Linked DNA regions of Homo sapiens: region 1 is linked to region 2. The links are chromatin contacts, found by Hi-C or POLR2A ChIA-PET in ENCODE. All regions are on one chromosome and are shown on one strand. Each heading gives the region's core, a stretch centred on a gene start or an enhancer-like site at or near the end of the contact. The rest is flanking DNA. Distances are from core to core; before and after follow the strand shown.

Region 1 (4,181 bases), core at 829-3,328, 44 kb before region 2:
GCAACTACAATGGATTGGAAAAAATGCTGGCCAGGAAGGAGAAAGGAGCCCCAAGCTGACAAGTCACAGGTGCTAACCCAGTAGCCCAAATACAGGACAAGGCTCACCACTGAAGCTCTGCAACCTGCAGTGGGTCACCCATGCAAGGCACTGACAGATTGACACACTTGAGCACACACTCCCTGGCCTCCCCCATTCAGCCTTCTGTGGACAGCCAAAGGAGGAGATCTCTAAATAAGATCCGTAACACAGACAGCAGATTCCAACCCACTGGCTGGCCCTTCAGCAAGTCCGGAGAAGAGAAGGCCTTTTTGGCTCTACTGCCAAGATCACACCTGCCTAGCTGCAGCTGAGCTGGATGAAAACAGTGCTGAGGTGAGGGAAAGAAGGCAGCTTCAGACCAGGTGCTGGGGGATCAAAACGAATCTGTCATTTTAAAATATGCCTTTTAAAATCTGATATCTAACACTTTTTTTTTTTTTTTTTTTTTTGAGACAGAGTCTTGCTCTTGTCACCCAAGCTGGAGTGCAATGGCATGATCTCAGCTCATTGCAACCTCCACCTCCTCGGTTCAAGCGATTCTCCTGCCTCAGCCTCCTGAGTAGCTGGGATTACAAGCACCCGCCACCATGCCCAGCTAATTTTTGTATTTTTATTAGAGACAGGGTTTTGCCACATTGGCCAGGCTGGTCTCCAACTCCTGACCTCAAGTGATCCGCCCGCCTTGGCCTCCCAAAGTGCTGGGATTACAGGCGTGAGCCACCGCGCCCGGCCTGTCTGTTTTTTTGAGATGGAGTTTTGCTCTTGTTGCCCAGGGTGGTCTCGAACTCCTGACCTCATGATCCACCCGCCTCGGCCTCCCAAAGTGCTGGGATTACAGGCGGGAGCCACTGCGCCCGGCCTTAAAATCTGATATCTAACAGTTTTAAATCATTTTTTGCAAAAATAAAACTTCTGAGAATAACAATTATAGAAAAGGCATTTTGAGAGATCACAGATCCAGTATTGAGTTTCTTTATTTTATTTTATTTTTTTTGAGACAGAGTCTCACTCTGTCACCTAGGCTGGAGTGCAGCGGCGTGATCTCGGCTCACTGCAACTTCCACCTCCTGGGTTTAAGTGATTCTCCTGCCTCAGCCCCCTAAGGAGCTGGGATTACAGGCGTGTGCCACCACGCCCGGCTAATTTTTTGTATTTTTAGTAGAGACACGGTTTCACCACGTTGGCCAGGCTGGTCTCGAACTCCTGACCTCAAGTGATCCGCCTGCCTTGGCCTCTCAAAGTGTTGGGATTACAGATGTGAGCCACTGCACCCTGCCTGTTTGTTTTTTTGAGGCAGAGTTTCGCTCTTGTTGCCCAGTCTGGAGTGCAGTGGCACGATCTCGGCTCACTGCAACCTCCACCTCCCGGGTTCAAGCAATTCTCCTTCCTCAGCCTCCTGAGTAGCAGGGATTACAGGCGCCTGCCACCACATCTGGCTAATTTTTTGTATTTTTAGTAGAGACAGGGTTTCATCATGTTGGCCGGGCTGGTCTCGAACTCCTGACCTCAGGTGATCCACCCGCCTCAGCCTCCCAAAGTGCAGGGATTAGAGGCGTGAGCCAACGTGCCCGGCCCAATGCTGAGTTTCATTAAAGAAACAAAATGGAGCTATTTTCCATAACTTTGTAGTCAATTTTAGCCTTTTTAAACTTTTTATAAGTGATTTCAAGGAGGGCTTCTGGCTGCATTTTGGAGGTATGCATTTATAACTTGTTTGAAGAAACTTTATTCCTATAGTAGCTTTCATTTAAGACAACGAAAGACCCCTCATGGGTCATGATCTCGTATAATTAAAAGAAACATTCAAAAAGGAACTTCATGTTTTAACCTGAAATTCCCTAACAGACCGCTACTACATAAACGTACAAAGTATAGCCAGGACAAGGGAGGGAGGGAAATGGAGGCTGACCTAAACTTACAAATATTAACTTAAAAAAATAGAAGTGGGAGACAGGTTATTGCAGTGAGCAAACAAGAATGCACCCATGAGTCAGATGGTCACGCTGTTTTTAGTGAAACAGTAACATTCAAAAGCACTGGTATGAGGAGATGGGAACAGAATCAATAAATAGTTGTACAGGTTTTCTGCATGTAACCAAAATACCTGAAACAACAATAAAATCATTTATTCTGATCCCTTGTCTCTTCTTAAACCTTTGTCACATACTTTAAAAAGTTTGTCTAGAAGACTGGGGTGTGTCACATTCCTTGGGAAAAACCCAAGAGCTTTCTGCTGCTCCCAGTTTCTCCTGGTTTGCTAAGTCTGGGAGATACAGAACACTGCCCTTTGGCCAGAGTCCTGAATCCCAATCAAGGTTAAGCAGGAGTTTGAGCGGGTGACTTACTGTATGGCTGAGATATGAGGTGAGGGGGCTGGACAGGAACCACCTGTGTGGCTGGGCCCAAGGACGAAGGCTCATCGGCAGCAGTGCCCGACTGCTGGAAGGCCATATCAATCTCTTCATCTGTCAGCCCTGGGGAGAAGAGGACATCATTGCAGGTGAGTACCTTTTGTCAGTGTCCATAGCTGCAACAGAATCTTCACTGAGCAAAGACCTTTACAGCCACAGAATGCCTCGCATCCTAGTAAGTTGCCTCCCCGATTTCAGATTCTCCGGAACCTCTCTCAGTTGCAATTTAACCTTAAGCGACAGAATATTAGCCTCAACACTGCTTCCAAATGTGGCTCATTCAATTTCCTTAATTTATCCTTGAGTTTATTGCTGCTTTTGAAGTCGCTCGGTACTGCAATTCTCCATTCTTCCCCCGAAAACAGATACCATCAACTGCAAATGTGGCTCATTTTAATCTGTAATGGTGTTAAAAAAAAAAGAGGGGAAAAAACTAACAATAATGCACGAAAACAGACAGGGAAACAAAAAACTAATTATTGGGTGAGACGACTAATTAGTCTAGATCGTTTCTGAAGACGGGAATAATTTGCTTTATTTTATGACAAATGCAGAAATAAAAAGAAAAATCAGGACTGACTGTGATTAGTATGAATGGGATATAGAATGTAAAGAAGAAAATAAAACAAGAAAACAGATCAAAACAAGGCCAGGCCCAAACTTTCAGATGATTATTATTCTAGCCTATCACACGCTGCCTGTATCGCCTTTGGCTAGTTTTTCTTTTCCCTTCTTGAAATCCTCCCGACACTCTAAACCACACCATACATGGGACATCAGGAAGTGGCAGGGCGCCATCTGCAGTGGCTATGCCATGTGGAGAGGATTTGCCCACAGAAGAATAAAAGGCAAATGAAAACCCATGAAGGCCGCATTTCCAGTGGGGACACAGCTGGGATATTTCCACCGGGTCTGAGCCAATTTGGGACACTGACTCTTGGGAGGAGGAAGAGAGCCCCATCCAACCCAAAGAACAGAATGAAATGTGGCGCTCAAGTATGAAAGGAGCGGTCACACGGGGCCAGCTCAGGAAGTAGCTGTGTGTACAAAGGCACTCCAGCTGCTGAGAGTGGGAAAAGCAGGTGGGAGGTCACTGTTAGTCTGCAAAAGACCACTCGGCCAGCCCTTGCTGTTCCAGGAATCCCAACATCCAAGCGAGCCGCAACACAGAGCTTTTAAACTACAGCCGAGAGCTTTTCCACATCTGGTCGGCAGCTCTCCATTAGAGGCCCACAGCATGGTATATTTGCCCCTGGGGGTAGATGAAGTACAAGGAGGTTCTGAGGATCAGCATCTTCAAAAGGATGGTGCCTCATACTCCATGCCTAGGGGCTAATAGATGGTGCACATTAATGCTTTAAAGCACAGCTCCGCCCTGCACCATACTGGCATATGAGTTGACTGCAGCCACCCCTCAAACTTTTCATGCCCTACCACAGCTAGTCAAAGGAAAATGCCCGAACTTTTCTAAACAGCCCTGGACTCTTTTTTCCCTTCTCTGTGCTGAGGAGTTGAGGACTATCCCCATTTAAAACTGCAGCTGTTCCCCTCTTTACCCTCTTCACACAGTGGAGCTGGCCAAGGGCAGGCACAGCCTCACCACTGGGAAGTCTGAAGAGCCACCGGGTTGCCCTGATAGCACCATGCTCTCAACAGATTGGTGGGCTGGATGAAAATGCTTCCAGGGTTCACAGCGCATCACGTACCACCTTCCAAAGACAAAAGCTG
Region 2 (3,996 bases), core at 361-2,860:
TCAAACTCCTGACCTCAAGTGATCCGCCCACCTCGGCCTCCCAAAGTGCTGGGATTACAGGCGTGAGCCATTGCACCCAGCCTAACTCTGAGGTTTTTACCCCACAAAGGTAATCACAAAAGTAATACCTATTTCCCAAGGATACTTAAAGAAGAGTTGCTATAATTGTGTAAAATGAAGATAATCAAGGGGACTGGGTTACAATAAATTATGGCATATATTTTCAGCAGAACACAAGGCAGTTACTAAAATTGATGCTAGAGATCTGTATTGATGGATACCAGTTACATCCAAGACCTAGTATCAAGCAGGGAAAAAAAAAAGAAAGATGAGAGAAGAGGCAAAATCTAAGGTGACTGGCTTTACTTAATGACTTACTCAAATGACTTTAAGGTAAGACTCAACAGTCCCAAGAGAGGCCAAAAGGCAAAGCACTCTAACCTCAGCTTCCAGATTTGTGCCCTCCCTCTGGCCCAAGTCACAGATTCTTCCAGGTGCCTCAGTCTCTCAGTCTATAAAATGGGGATAAAAATCACCAGTGCCATTACCATACTCTCCCCTGTCCCCAGGGTGCTCTGAGGATTAATTAGCTGGTATTTGTGAAGTGTGTTCCTGTACTGAGTTATTACTGAAAAGTTTCCATTAGGCTCATCAGCTCTTTAAAGTTCTTAAGCAAAACTAAAGAAGTTTTGATGAAATGCCCCAAAGACAAGCATGGCTGGTAACAATGAAGCCGTAGAAGAAACAGCCCGGCAACCCTGCCCCCTAACCCTCCACATCAGGCGCAGTGCTCAGGCAGTAAGGCCAAGCCAGAGTTTCATCAGCACTCCCCCAGGATGAGGTCAGCGCACACCGACTGCCTCTGGCCCTCCAAGGGGACGATTATCACACTGTCGCCAGCGTCCCCAGTGCTCCTTATTAGTATAATAGAAACCCTGCACAGAGACCGACAAAGTGCGTGAGAGGAAAAAGAACACGTGCAGATAGGCACCCCCCAACCCAAGTCCCTAATGAGGGGTACAGGGACGGATGTGCATGGATCCTCATCAGCCCCACCCTGTGGAATTCTGATCACAGCTGCCATGCTCTGGGGATATAGGGAGACATGGAGCAGCTTCCAGAGAGGCAGCATGTTCACAGTATCACCAGCTCCAGCCAGGAGTCCAGAAAGACAAAGGTTATGCTGCTGAAGGGGCAGGCAGGACACTGTGAACCCCTGTCATCCCAACCCCTCATCCCAGCAGAGGAGGAGCCCTGCTAACAGCGCTGAGCACTGGCAGACGGTGCCTGCAGAAGGCGGTTTCAGTGGCAGGCCTCTGGGCTGCCCCTTTCGCCTCGTGCTCGGTGGAATGTCCACGCTGGCTCCGCAGTGCCAGCCCACCGAGATGGACTGCTTTGTCCAGCAGTGCCTGCGCCAAGGACATGCTCCAGGATCATTCGGCTTTCTTCCTCCCCTAATGCTTGTGTCTTTCTCTGTATGTCTCATCCTGTCTCTCAAATCTATTCCTGTGTGTCCCAGAGGGCCAGAATGAAGCAAGTTCTGCTGTTATGATGCAACGCCCGGCCACAGGTGAGGCCCGGACTCTTCTGAAAACCTAATGAACGGGCAACAGCAGCTTGTGTGCTTCTTGACAGCACACAGGTGCTGATAAATATCTACCTCCAGGATATTCTTGGTAAACACAGGCACTGCGGCCCCTCACCCTCACGGGTGCATGCACACACACACACACACACACACACTCACACCTTGCCGGCTCTGCTCTCACACCTCAAAAACAAATTATTTAACTATTCTCTTCCCTGAGGATTAGAGCTCTAATTTCAAACACAGAGCTCCCTGGCTTGTCTCTCACATATGCAGCACATTCTGATAGGTTAAACGCTGCGGTTTAATTACTGTAATGAGAGGTGCTTTTTTTGGGTTTCCTCAAACATTCGTTTTTCCCTCCCTTATTTTACATTGAAAATCATTTTTAGCATGTTTTCCTCCGTCATTTTCCCCATCTCTCCCCCCGACTCTGTATGTAGGGAAGAAGGAAGGCTCTTCGAGTGAGTGTCTGAAGAGTCACCAGAAGTGAGTGGGTAACAATACTCAATGTCCAAACCTTTCATTTAAATTTTTTTAATTTAAAATTTGTAAATTAAAAAAAAAGCAGATAGGAGAGGTAAAAGCCCACCAAAGTAGACTGCTACAGTGACTATCCCGGACAGGAATGGTCAGTAAAAAACACAGCAGGTTGGTGTGTTATTGGGGGGTAGGGTCAGTCCTGCAGGTGGTTTTGGGAAGGGATGGGATGTGTTCCCGCGATGGCCAGCATGTGATTTACTGCAGCCCCAGATCAAGAAGAAGGCTGCTTTCCACGGGAAGGCTGGACAAAAGCAGACTGAGGAAGATGCCTCTAGAGAAGCAACTTGCTTTCAGATAGGCTTTATTTTTAAAAGGTGTACAGCCAGCCTGGGAAACATGGCAAAACCCCATCTCTACTAAAACTACAAAAATTAGCTGGGTGTATGGTGGTACGCATCAGTAATCCCAGCTACTCAGGAGGCTGAGATGGGAAGATCACTTGAGCCCCAGGAGATGGAGGTTGCAGTGAGCCAAGATCGCGCCACTGTATTCCAGCCTGGGTGACAGTGTGAGGCTCTGTCTTTAAAAAAAAAAGAAAAAAAAGCATACAGCCTATATGCTTTCAAAGCTGTGGATCATAATTTACCGCCAAACCAGGTCCACCTTCAGCCCCAGGCATGAGATCTGGACTGCACTGTGTGGGCATCTGAAGGCTGCAGTCATTTAAAAGGAAAACCTGACTGCAGCTGCAATGCCAAGAGAGCTCTAAGATCAGGCTGAACCGGCAGAGGAGCAGAAGCTTCAAGAAGCGAAAATGCCCTTCTCCCTGCCTCTTCAAGGTGACCTGGAATGAGTATCATGGAGTTCAATGACTCTGCGTGTGCTCTGGGATCTCCCAGCAAGTCAGTTAATGTCCTGATCATTTTGGAGTCTGCCCTTTTGGAGTCTGCCCTTTAGGCTTTCTGCCTCAGCTCCACACATTTTGTAAACTTCTCTTTTTTTTTTTTTTTTGAGACGGAGTCTCGCTCTGTCACCCAGGCTGGAGTGCAGTGGTGCGATCTCGGCTCACTACAAGCTCCGCCTCCCAGGTTCACGCCATCCTCCTGCCTCAGCCTCCCAAGTAGCTGGGACTGCAGGTGCCCACCACCATGCCCGGCTAATTTTTTTTTTTTTTTTTTTTTGTATTTTTAGTAGAGACGGGGTTTCACCATGTTAGCCAGGATGGTCTCGATCTCCTGACCTCATGATCCGCCCACCTCGGCCTCCCAAAGGGCTGGGATTACAGGCGTGAGCCACCGCGCCCGGCCCACATTTTGTAAACTTCTGACTCCACTGATTTGTAAGAGTAAAGGTACCACAAAGACCATCTGCTACCAGAAAACCGAGGTGCATGCAAGGTCAGGGAACTAACCGTCATGTCACAGGTGTGCAGGGAAGCCCTGAAAATTGCCGAGGCCAGATCAGCAAACAGGTTGACTGTCACAAGCAGATCAGTGGAAACACATGCAGATATAACAGAGAAGGACAAACTCAGGGAAGAGCAGATGAGGAAACAGATGACAAAGGAGTGAAGAGGAGCTTTCTGGAAGCTGAGTTTTCAGTGGAAGGTGGGAGTAGCGGCCCACTCTGACCATGACCCAAATCAGTGGGACCTTCTCTTCTTGGAGGGAGAAGCAGACTTTACCAGAGGCAGAGTGACAGGCTTACCCCTGAGAAATCATTTCCAGATAAAATAACACTTGCTTCATAAATGCCATCTTCCCTTTCTTCAGAGAGTCTCAAATTTCAGTGAAACCACTTAACAATGTCGGTGTCAAAGAACAAGCTTAACGGTCACCCTGTAGAAGCGACTTTGAAAGGCAGAAGCCAGCGCCACTGCCTGACTGTGGGGCATCCGCCTCTGGCCAACCACTAACCACGTGACA

What was found. A loop is a pair of places that touch in the nucleus more often than their neighbours do. ChIA-PET counts read pairs that join two places held with the same protein, here RNA polymerase II (POLR2A). Pooled maps may share reads with other maps.
Region 1: a loop to region 2 is called in a map of cardiac septum, with 1.8 times the contacts of the local background. The contact joins two enhancer-like sites. A Hi-C loop is called at or near these places in 7 of 168 maps with a recorded cell type or tissue (Caco-2, cardiac septum, heart right ventricle and 4 more) and 1 of 50 pooled maps. POLR2A ChIA-PET finds 5 or more read pairs at or near these places in 8 of 52 experiments (A673, CD4-positive, alpha-beta T cell, HEK293T and 5 more).

The regions. Positions count from the first base shown.
Region 1 is chr1:10,597,573-10,601,753 of GRCh38, reverse strand. It overlaps PEX14 (peroxisomal biogenesis factor 14), which reads right to left. Exons shown (of 9, transcript NM_004565.3): 4 at 2,388-2,516. Among named protein-coding and RNA genes, the nearest start is that of PEX14, 120 kb to the right of the region's middle. Within about 2 kb of position 2,078, at least 6 of the 41 ENCODE cell types and tissues checked have a DNase peak (open chromatin) inside an H3K27ac peak, as active enhancers do.
Region 2 is chr1:10,553,390-10,557,385 of GRCh38, reverse strand. The region is part of intron 3 of PEX14 (peroxisomal biogenesis factor 14); the gene reads right to left. Among named protein-coding and RNA genes, the nearest start is that of PEX14, 80 kb to the right of the region's middle. RefSeq lists an enhancer at 769-1,430. Within about 2 kb of position 1,610, at least 4 of the 41 ENCODE cell types and tissues checked have a DNase peak (open chromatin) inside an H3K27ac peak, as active enhancers do.